Linked DNA regions of Mus musculus: regions 1 and 2 are each linked to region 3. The links are chromatin loops, found by intact Hi-C in ENCODE. Cell type or tissue: gastrocnemius. All regions are shown on one strand.

Region 1 (2,500 bases), 180 kb before region 3:
CATGCATGGACTTACATGTAGGCAAAACATTGATATTCATAAAATTAGAACAACAGCACCTTGCTGAATATAGATAGCTACATATTTGAGGAGATAATAAAAGAGCTTACAAGCAAGTCTTAAGCCAGCTGGGCAGTGCACTGCCTTAATCCTGGCACTCAGGAGGCAGAGGCAGAGGCAGAGGCAGAGGCAGAGGCAGAGGCAGGGGCAGGGGCAGGGGCAGGGGCAGGGGCAGGGGCAGGGGCAGGGGCAGAGGCAGGGGGAGAGAGAGAGAGAGAGAGAGAGAGAGAGAGAGAGAGAGAGAGAGAGAGAGAGAGAGAGAGAGAGAGAGAGGCAGAGGCAGGAGGATTTCTGTGAATTCATTTCTGTAGCCTGTTCTACAGAACGAGTTCCAAGCCAGCCACACTTGCATAATTATCTCCTCACCCTGAAAAGGTAAATCTTAAAAAGAAATACGAAGTCAGGCAGTGATGGCGCACACCTTTAATTCCAGCACTTGGGAGGCAGAGGCAGGCGGATTTCTGAGTTTGAGGCCAGCCTGGTCTACAGAGTGAGTTCCAGGACAGCCAAGGCTATACAGAGAAACCCTGTCTCAAAAAACCGAACCAAACCAACCAACCAACCAACCAACCAACCAAACAAACAAATAAACAAACAAAAAGAAAGAAATACCAACAAAGGCATGGTGGTACAGTCCTGTAATCCAGCTCTCTGCTGGCAGAGGAGGAAGTCATGTGTTAGAGGCCAGCCTGGGCTATCTAGCCAACACTTATCCAACAACAACAACAACAACAACAACAACATCGATAAATTAAAGCTGTTCCAGATAACCTTGAGCCAGAAGTCCAGCACTGTTTTTTTTTTAAATAAACTGTACTATATAAAAAAAATGCAAATAAAAAAAGGCATCACTCTTTAAAGGAATATAGCACAATCTAGAGCTTGACAAAATAAAAATTTCAACATATGTCATCTAATGAAAGTTAATAGCTATGTAAAGAAGCAGAAAAGTATTACTCATTGCCACAAGAAAAATCTGCCAACAGAAAAAGAACAAAAGAGAGACGCTGGACAGCGTTGGCAGGCGCCCGATACTGAAGCCGTGATTGTAAATACACTCCACATGCTCAAAATGCAGACGGTAGCACGAGCATGAGGAGATAAGTGGAATATTAAGAAAAACACGATTTATAAAAACGAAAACAGATATCTGAAATGGAAAAAAAAAAAAAAACTCGTTAAATAAATTATTCTGTCCCTGCTGCTGCTAGCACAACCACACGGGGGCGCTCCAATAGTTCTCACGGCCAGTGATGCCCACCACCACCCCGACCCTTCCCTGGGTGACTACATTCTTTTTCTCCATTTCTCAGTATTCTGAGAATACTTCTTTTCTATTTGGTCCCCAATTGCAAGCTGAACTTCGCGTGGTAGTGACCTGTTCTCTGGAGACCTCTGTCAGCTGGTGTCTCCCGTGCTTTCTGGAGATCTCTGTTGACAAGTGTTTCCCGAGCCCCTCTGTGACCTCTGATGGGAGCCATTGATCCTCTTCCACCCTATCATCAACCCTGCTTCATTCGCCGTCCTCCCACAATCGCCCGGGTCTTCTGCAAGGGCAGCAATGCTGAGCCATGTCTCCAGCTCTGACTTTCTCCTTTTTATTCTGTCTGGAACCCAAGCGGATTGGTGTTGTCCACATTCGGGGTGGATCACCCCTCTTTAGTTAAGTCTTTTTGGAAACACCCCCACGGGCACAACGAGGTGATTCTAAATCTAATCTAAATTTAAACGGAGATTAACCATCACAAAGCTCTCATGATGGTGGGCAAGATCTGGCCTCTTCCTCATGGAGCCCCAGATCTAGTCAGGTTTACACAGGGCAAAAATTTGTTGCCTGTGTGGAGAAAGTCCACAGGGAGAAGGAAAACTCCGTTGGAGGCCATCGAAGATTCCATGGGAAAGGCAGAGTTTCTGCTGAGGTTTGAGGATAGCTCAGGTCTGGGCTGTGGGGATGTCAGAGACAGGCATTCTGAACAGAACTACTTCTTCTCGAATTCTCTGGCTTCATTTCTTGTTGTCACTCCTGCTTTCCCCACAAACCCTCCCTTTCCCACAGAGCCCTTGTCTGCCAGCACCAACATTGCCACGGAGCTAGCTCGCCCCAACTAGGTCCCAAGTGGGTCACATACCACCTCATCGTCTCCCTCTTCTCTCCATTGGTTCTTTTAGTGTGATAGTGGCCAAGGTCTACTAACCTTTGGAGATGCCCTGGGGGCCTGGTGGACAGAAGTGAATCAGCAAGGCTGGGATGGAGGCTAGAAGTGGTGGCTTGGATAGATAAGGGCAAGTTAATGATGTTGACAAAGCCTGTGGAGAAAGAACTGGGAGCACACCCAAAGTGGGGACCTTGAACAAGATGGGGTTCCCAGAAACAGATTTGGGGCAGCATGCACCCCCTCCTCGCCTCTTACCTTCCTGGGCCTGTTCCTCCTCTGGGAAA
Region 2 (2,500 bases), 82 kb before region 3:
TCTGCTGGGCTCCATGTCTCACCTCTGCTCTCCTTAACACTCTGGAAGGGAGAGACCGAGGAAGGAGTCATACGGAGTTCTTTCTCTGCTTCCTTCCCTCCACCGTATTATATGTAATTAAACATGGAGAGGACCTGAATAGAGATGCTAAATTGCAGTTTGCAATAAACATCATGTAGCCAATTTTCCTAAAGTGGATTTGACGAGCATTCTGCCCCGCCCCCAGTCCCAATCCTGTGAAGGAGAGGAGGAGCGAGGCTGCCTGGCAGGTACCCTGGCACAGCTTGGCTGTCGTAGAATCTGTGGCCCCTCTTTGGGGTTTTAGCTTCTGGTATTCAGAGGACAGTCTCTCCACAACAGCTCCACCCAGCCCCATGTAGCTTCAGCATCCCTCCATCCATACACAGCCACTGGCCTATGGCTCCATCGGGAGGGCCGTGTCTGCTGAAGGGAGGCTCTTGGGGCTGGGTTGCATGTGTGTGTACATGGTGTGTACATCTATCCGCAGGGGTTCCCATGCCTCGGGCTCCTCCGCAGACCCTCTGCTGCAGCATGATACCCTTTGTTCACAGACATCTTGGATTGGGCTACTACAACCAGATAAGCAAACCTTGTTGGTCTCTGTTCCTCTAAGGCCTGGAACTTTGCATGAGGTCTTCTCTTTGGTATCCTCAGCCTTCCTGTTCTTCCCTCCCTTCTCCCACCTCTCTACACTCTTTCCTCCTTGGAGTTAGCAGATGCACACAGGTAGGAGCATCTATCCACCAGTCTTGTCCCCCTCCAGAGCCACTATCATGTCATCATAGGATACTGCTGTCATCACAGCCTAGCCAGTCTTGTCCCCTTGAAGCTGTTCGCCTGTCGCCTTCCACCCTGAGTGATATAATTTCCTTCCTTCCTTCCATCCTGCCTTTTTTCCTTTCTGAGACACAGTCTCATGTAGCTCAGGCTAGCCCTTACTATAGACCCCATGGGTGACTTGCTCAGGTGTTGTGGAAGCTATTTTCTGCTGGGACCAATCCAACACACCCCTCTCTCTGCCAGGTCACCTTGGCATCTGCTGCCCTCCTATCTCTTCCACCCCAGTGGCTATCCTCCTGGCACCCTTTCTCACTCTTATCTATGGACTGTGAGTGACTGGGTGACTAGTTTGACATGGTTTTCTTGCTCAGGCTCTGTTAGTTTTAGTGGGTCTTGGCTGGCCAGTCCCCAGGGGCAGTTCTGGGAGAGGGTGGGCCCAAGCACTAGAATCTCACCTTCCACCAGGGGGCGCTCTTGTCCTGAGCCGCCTTTGTTTCATTCTTCCTGGCCAAGACCCAGCTATATCTGGTACCCTGGGCCCAGCTGAAGAAGGCTGGCATTCAGGAGGTGCTGAGGAGGTGGAGCGGCAGGGGAATGAACACATTCCCTGTTTGGCTCAGAGCTCAGGTTTCCCTTCTACCAGTTTAGCTGTGGGGCACCGGCTATCCCAACATAGCATAAGCGAGAGAAAGCATTAGGGCCAAGGACTAGAGTCTCAGCCCCATTTGCACTCTCTGTCTATGGGTTAAGGCCCTGTTTCCTGAGCCTTAAACCATCACTCTCTGGGACCACGTTAGCAAAGGAGATGGCAACTGTCTCAATAAAGGGCTTGGTATCAAACTATGTAATACACAGCAAAACAAAAATATCCAGGAAGGGTTTGTATATGCATCAAGGGTTGGGGGTTTAGGAGAAACAAGGCTCAAAGAGGGCGTCAGGCTCTGAGCAAGGGTTCACACATGTGCAGGGCCAGGGTGAAGGCCTCTGACTTTGTTTCTTCTAGGTTTACCCTTTCAAAGTGTAGCTAGCTTCATTGTCCCCTGGCCCCATCCCACTGACCTGGAGGACTCCCCCCACCTCCCCACTTTGTGGACTAGGTACAAGTAGAAGGGAGAAAGGAGATCAGGAAAGAAGGCCAAGAGAAGAAGCTGGCTTATGTCTGTGGCTTGCCAGGCATTCTGCCCAGTGTCTTGGCTGGTTTCTGGTTTGTTTGATCTCTAAGCTTACAGAATTAGATAATGTTATTCTTGATGAGCAAAGTCCAGATTAGAGAGGTGAAGTAATTTGTTCAAAGTTCTCCAGGTGGTCAGGTGCAGACTGGCGTGTGGCTCTCCCTGACATAGGCTACAGGGCTTTCTTAGGGATCCTGGTTTCCACATGTAGCCTGGACCTGATGTGGCTTTCTTGTCCCTTTGCAGACAGGGCCCCACCTAGCCCCTGTCCGTTCCCCCCTTCACCCCTAGGGAGGGCCCCTGGTTGCTTTGTCTCTGAGCCTCCTCTTGACAGCTGTGAGGAGGGGGCCTGGCGCTGGCCCCAGCTGGAGCACTGGCATCAAGCCCCTAGACACTCTCTGGTTACACCGTGACAAATGTGTTCCCCAGTCTCAGCTCCACAGGGCTTAGAGCAGGCTCTGTCACCTGCAGGCAGCCGGACACGGCTGGGAGAAGAACCACTAAGAGCTAGAGAGAACTGGGAAAAC
Region 3 (2,500 bases):
TCTTGTGTGGGTGGAGTACAATGGGTCTCTAACCCGCCCCCCCTCCACCCCAACCCCCCCTTCCACCCCAACCCCCACCTCCCGCCAATGGAATTAACCTGCTCCAACCCAAAACTGGGGAACCAAGCACCAGATACAATGTGCTGAGCTTATCCCTCCGCAAACCCTCTGGCCCTTTGTCCATCCCCGGATTAGGTTAACCCCTAGTGTGCTAGGAATCCTTAGGGGCTCTTGGCAAGTGGCTTACTCTGGGTTCCAGGAAGAGTTAGGGAATTAAAAGGCGTTCTGAAGTTCAGCCTATGCTGACCATGTAAATTCAGAGGCTGAGTTTCTGTGTGCACCGCACTTAACACTATCAGCAAGAAAGTAGCCGACTGGCTGTCACTCTCACCCAGACCACAGTGGCGGCGGGTTCAGCATGCCCCCACGGGTTCAGCATGCCCCTGTGAAGTGGAAAGGGATGTGGAATGTCCCTTCCTGGGACACCCAAGAGGGGAGCACTCCACACTGGCCTAGGTACTGGCTTTCCCAAACTGCTTTCCTGACATCCACCACTGCTGGAGAGGTGCAGCGCCCCAGCACGGAGAAGGCCGGCAGCAGGAGGAGGAGGAGGCAGTAAGGGAAGCAGAGGAGGCCAGGCTCTTGCCATCCAGGAGAGAGTCCAAGCTACACCTGGACAGGCAGGCCTACCTCTCCTTACCAAACTGCCTGGCAAGCCTGCAGAATCACAGTGGCCGGGAATCCAATATTCTTAATAATCCAGAAGTCTCTGTCTGCATTCCAGCCCCCTATTTTGCCACCCCGAGTTGACGACCACGAAACAAGCCTTCCAAGACCCCATCTTATCTCAAGAGCTTGTCTCAGGTTTCTTTACGGGGGACGGGGGAGTTGGCTAGCGAGATACTCTCCCCACTTTGACCCGAATTAGTGTCCTGCTGGCAGCCTAGTTGCTTCCCCAGGGACCCAAGGGGTTAAACCCAGGCGAGGGGACTCGGTAGGATTTGCCTCCTAAACGCATTTTCCAGTTCATTCCCCAGCACAATATGCCTGGGCCGTCCTAGCCTCCGCCCGCCCCCACCCCATCCGTCAGAATAGGCCAATATGGGCCACCCCAGGGTCGGGCGCGGAGTTAACCCCTCTTCTGCCGGCAGCTCACACCTCGAGGAAAGACACGCGGGACACCCTCGGGGCCTCCCGGGAAAGTGGGTCATGCGGCCACCTGGCTGGCATGAAGCCCGTGGAGCTTCCTCCTGGGAGAGCCCTCCGCTTTAGAAGTGGAGTTCCGAGACGGAGCCCAGCCCCGCGCAAGGCCCGGAGTTTGCGATCCCTAGGCGGCCCGACCTCACCCTCCAGAAAAGGAACCGCAGGTGAGTAAGAAGCTGCCTGTGCCGCAGGAGCAGGTTCCGATCGCCCGCTGTGGGGCGATGTGGGGCAGGAGGGGGCCCCCATGAGCCCGAAACCATCTGACAAGAGGCCGCCAAAAGAAATGAAGTCGCCCCCAACCCCCGCCACTCTCCTAGCCCACAGCCCACCAGCTAGGAGACTGACGCCCTCCCCCTGGGGCTGTTGTCTCATACCCCAAGCCCGTGATTACGGTGATTATTTTGCATTTATGTAACACGCAGTGTTTCCAAACTGCTTCTCGAGCTGAGAACTGGTTATTAAATAAATAGAACCCTATTACATATTATTATTTTTGTGAAGAACTGAGCGGAGAAAGTGCTTTCTTGCTACATAGAGACGTGCATCCGATTGCTACCCTGCAGGGCAGGCTGTTGGGCTTCTCAACCCCTTTCTCCACGGTGCCACCTCCTGCCCCCCCTTATCCAAGCGTGACCCAACTTTTCTGGCTCCGTTCGCTCCCTACAACCCGTAGCCTTGCCCATCATCCAGCTCCAAGTCCCGGGGAGGTTCTGGTTGGGTGGGGGGCTATGGAGGGAGGCAGAGGCAATCGCCTTACCTGGGAGGAAGAAGGCGGTCAAGCCGAGAGCGAGTCCCCACCAGCGTCCAGCGGCGCCCGCAAGCCCCATCCGAGCCATCGGGGGGTGGGGGTCCGGCGAAAGGGGCTGCCAGGAGGGCGCTCCTCGCGCTCCAGAAACCAGTCTGGAAGACGAGGGCGGATCGCTGGCGGTTGGCGGGCGCTCGGAGGATCCAGGTCAGCCGCAGCCGTCGGTCGGGGCGGGGTGGGCTGGGTGGGATCCGCGCGGCCGCAATCCGGTCCCCGGCTGCCGCCGGCTCAGAGCCTCGGCAGATGCCCGCAGTAAGTTGCACGAGTCATGCCCCCTTCGCCTCCTCCGCTCTTCTCCTCGCCCCGGTCCCCGCCCTCTTCTTCCACGCAAAGCCCGGCTGGGGAGAGGGACCCACCCCCGGCGCGCCCGGCTACCGGGCTAGCGCGGCGCAGGCTCCCGGCCCTGGGCGCGCTCACACCCTCCCGCTCGGCTCCAACTTGCAGGCGTCCATGGCCGGCTGTTCTCCGAGGGTGGCCGGGCGGTGCGGAGGG

The links. Hi-C counts contacts between places; a loop is a spot of excess contacts. Peaks named below come from ENCODE experiments on the same cell type or tissue, not always from the same donor. Only the 100,000 strongest peaks of a DNase experiment are listed, where the experiment ranks them.
Region 1: it touches region 3 in a loop (3-fold over the local background); 9 of 42 quality-filtered maps call a loop at or near these places.
Region 2: it touches region 3 in a loop (12-fold over the local background); 5 of 42 quality-filtered maps call a loop at or near these places.

The regions. Positions count from the first base shown.
Region 1 is chr9:43,923,777-43,926,276 of GRCm38, reverse strand. No RefSeq gene overlaps it. Among named protein-coding and RNA genes, the nearest start is that of Gm23326, 19 kb to the right of the region's middle. In gastrocnemius, a CTCF peak has its summit at 1,285 (motif pointing right); a DNase peak (open chromatin) is centred at 1,292.
Region 2 is chr9:43,826,609-43,829,108 of GRCm38, reverse strand. No RefSeq gene overlaps it. Among named protein-coding and RNA genes, the nearest start is that of Gm3898, 2.1 kb to the left of the region's middle. In gastrocnemius, a CTCF peak has its summit at 1,260 (motif pointing right); DNase peaks (open chromatin) are centred at 1,267, 1,973 and 2,322.
Region 3 is chr9:43,744,183-43,746,682 of GRCm38, reverse strand. It overlaps Nectin1 (nectin cell adhesion molecule 1), which reads right to left. Exons shown (of 6, transcript NM_021424.3): 1 at 1,961-2,500. The coding sequence starts at 2,039. Gm46108 (a long non-coding RNA gene) reads left to right here. Exons shown (of 4, transcript XR_003948147.1): 3 at 1-1,367. Among named protein-coding and RNA genes, the nearest start is that of Nectin1, 1.5 kb to the right of the region's middle. In gastrocnemius, a CTCF peak has its summit at 1,416; DNase peaks (open chromatin) are centred at 1,209 and 2,093; H3K4me3 peaks cover 2,199 bases; H3K27ac peaks cover 1,616 bases.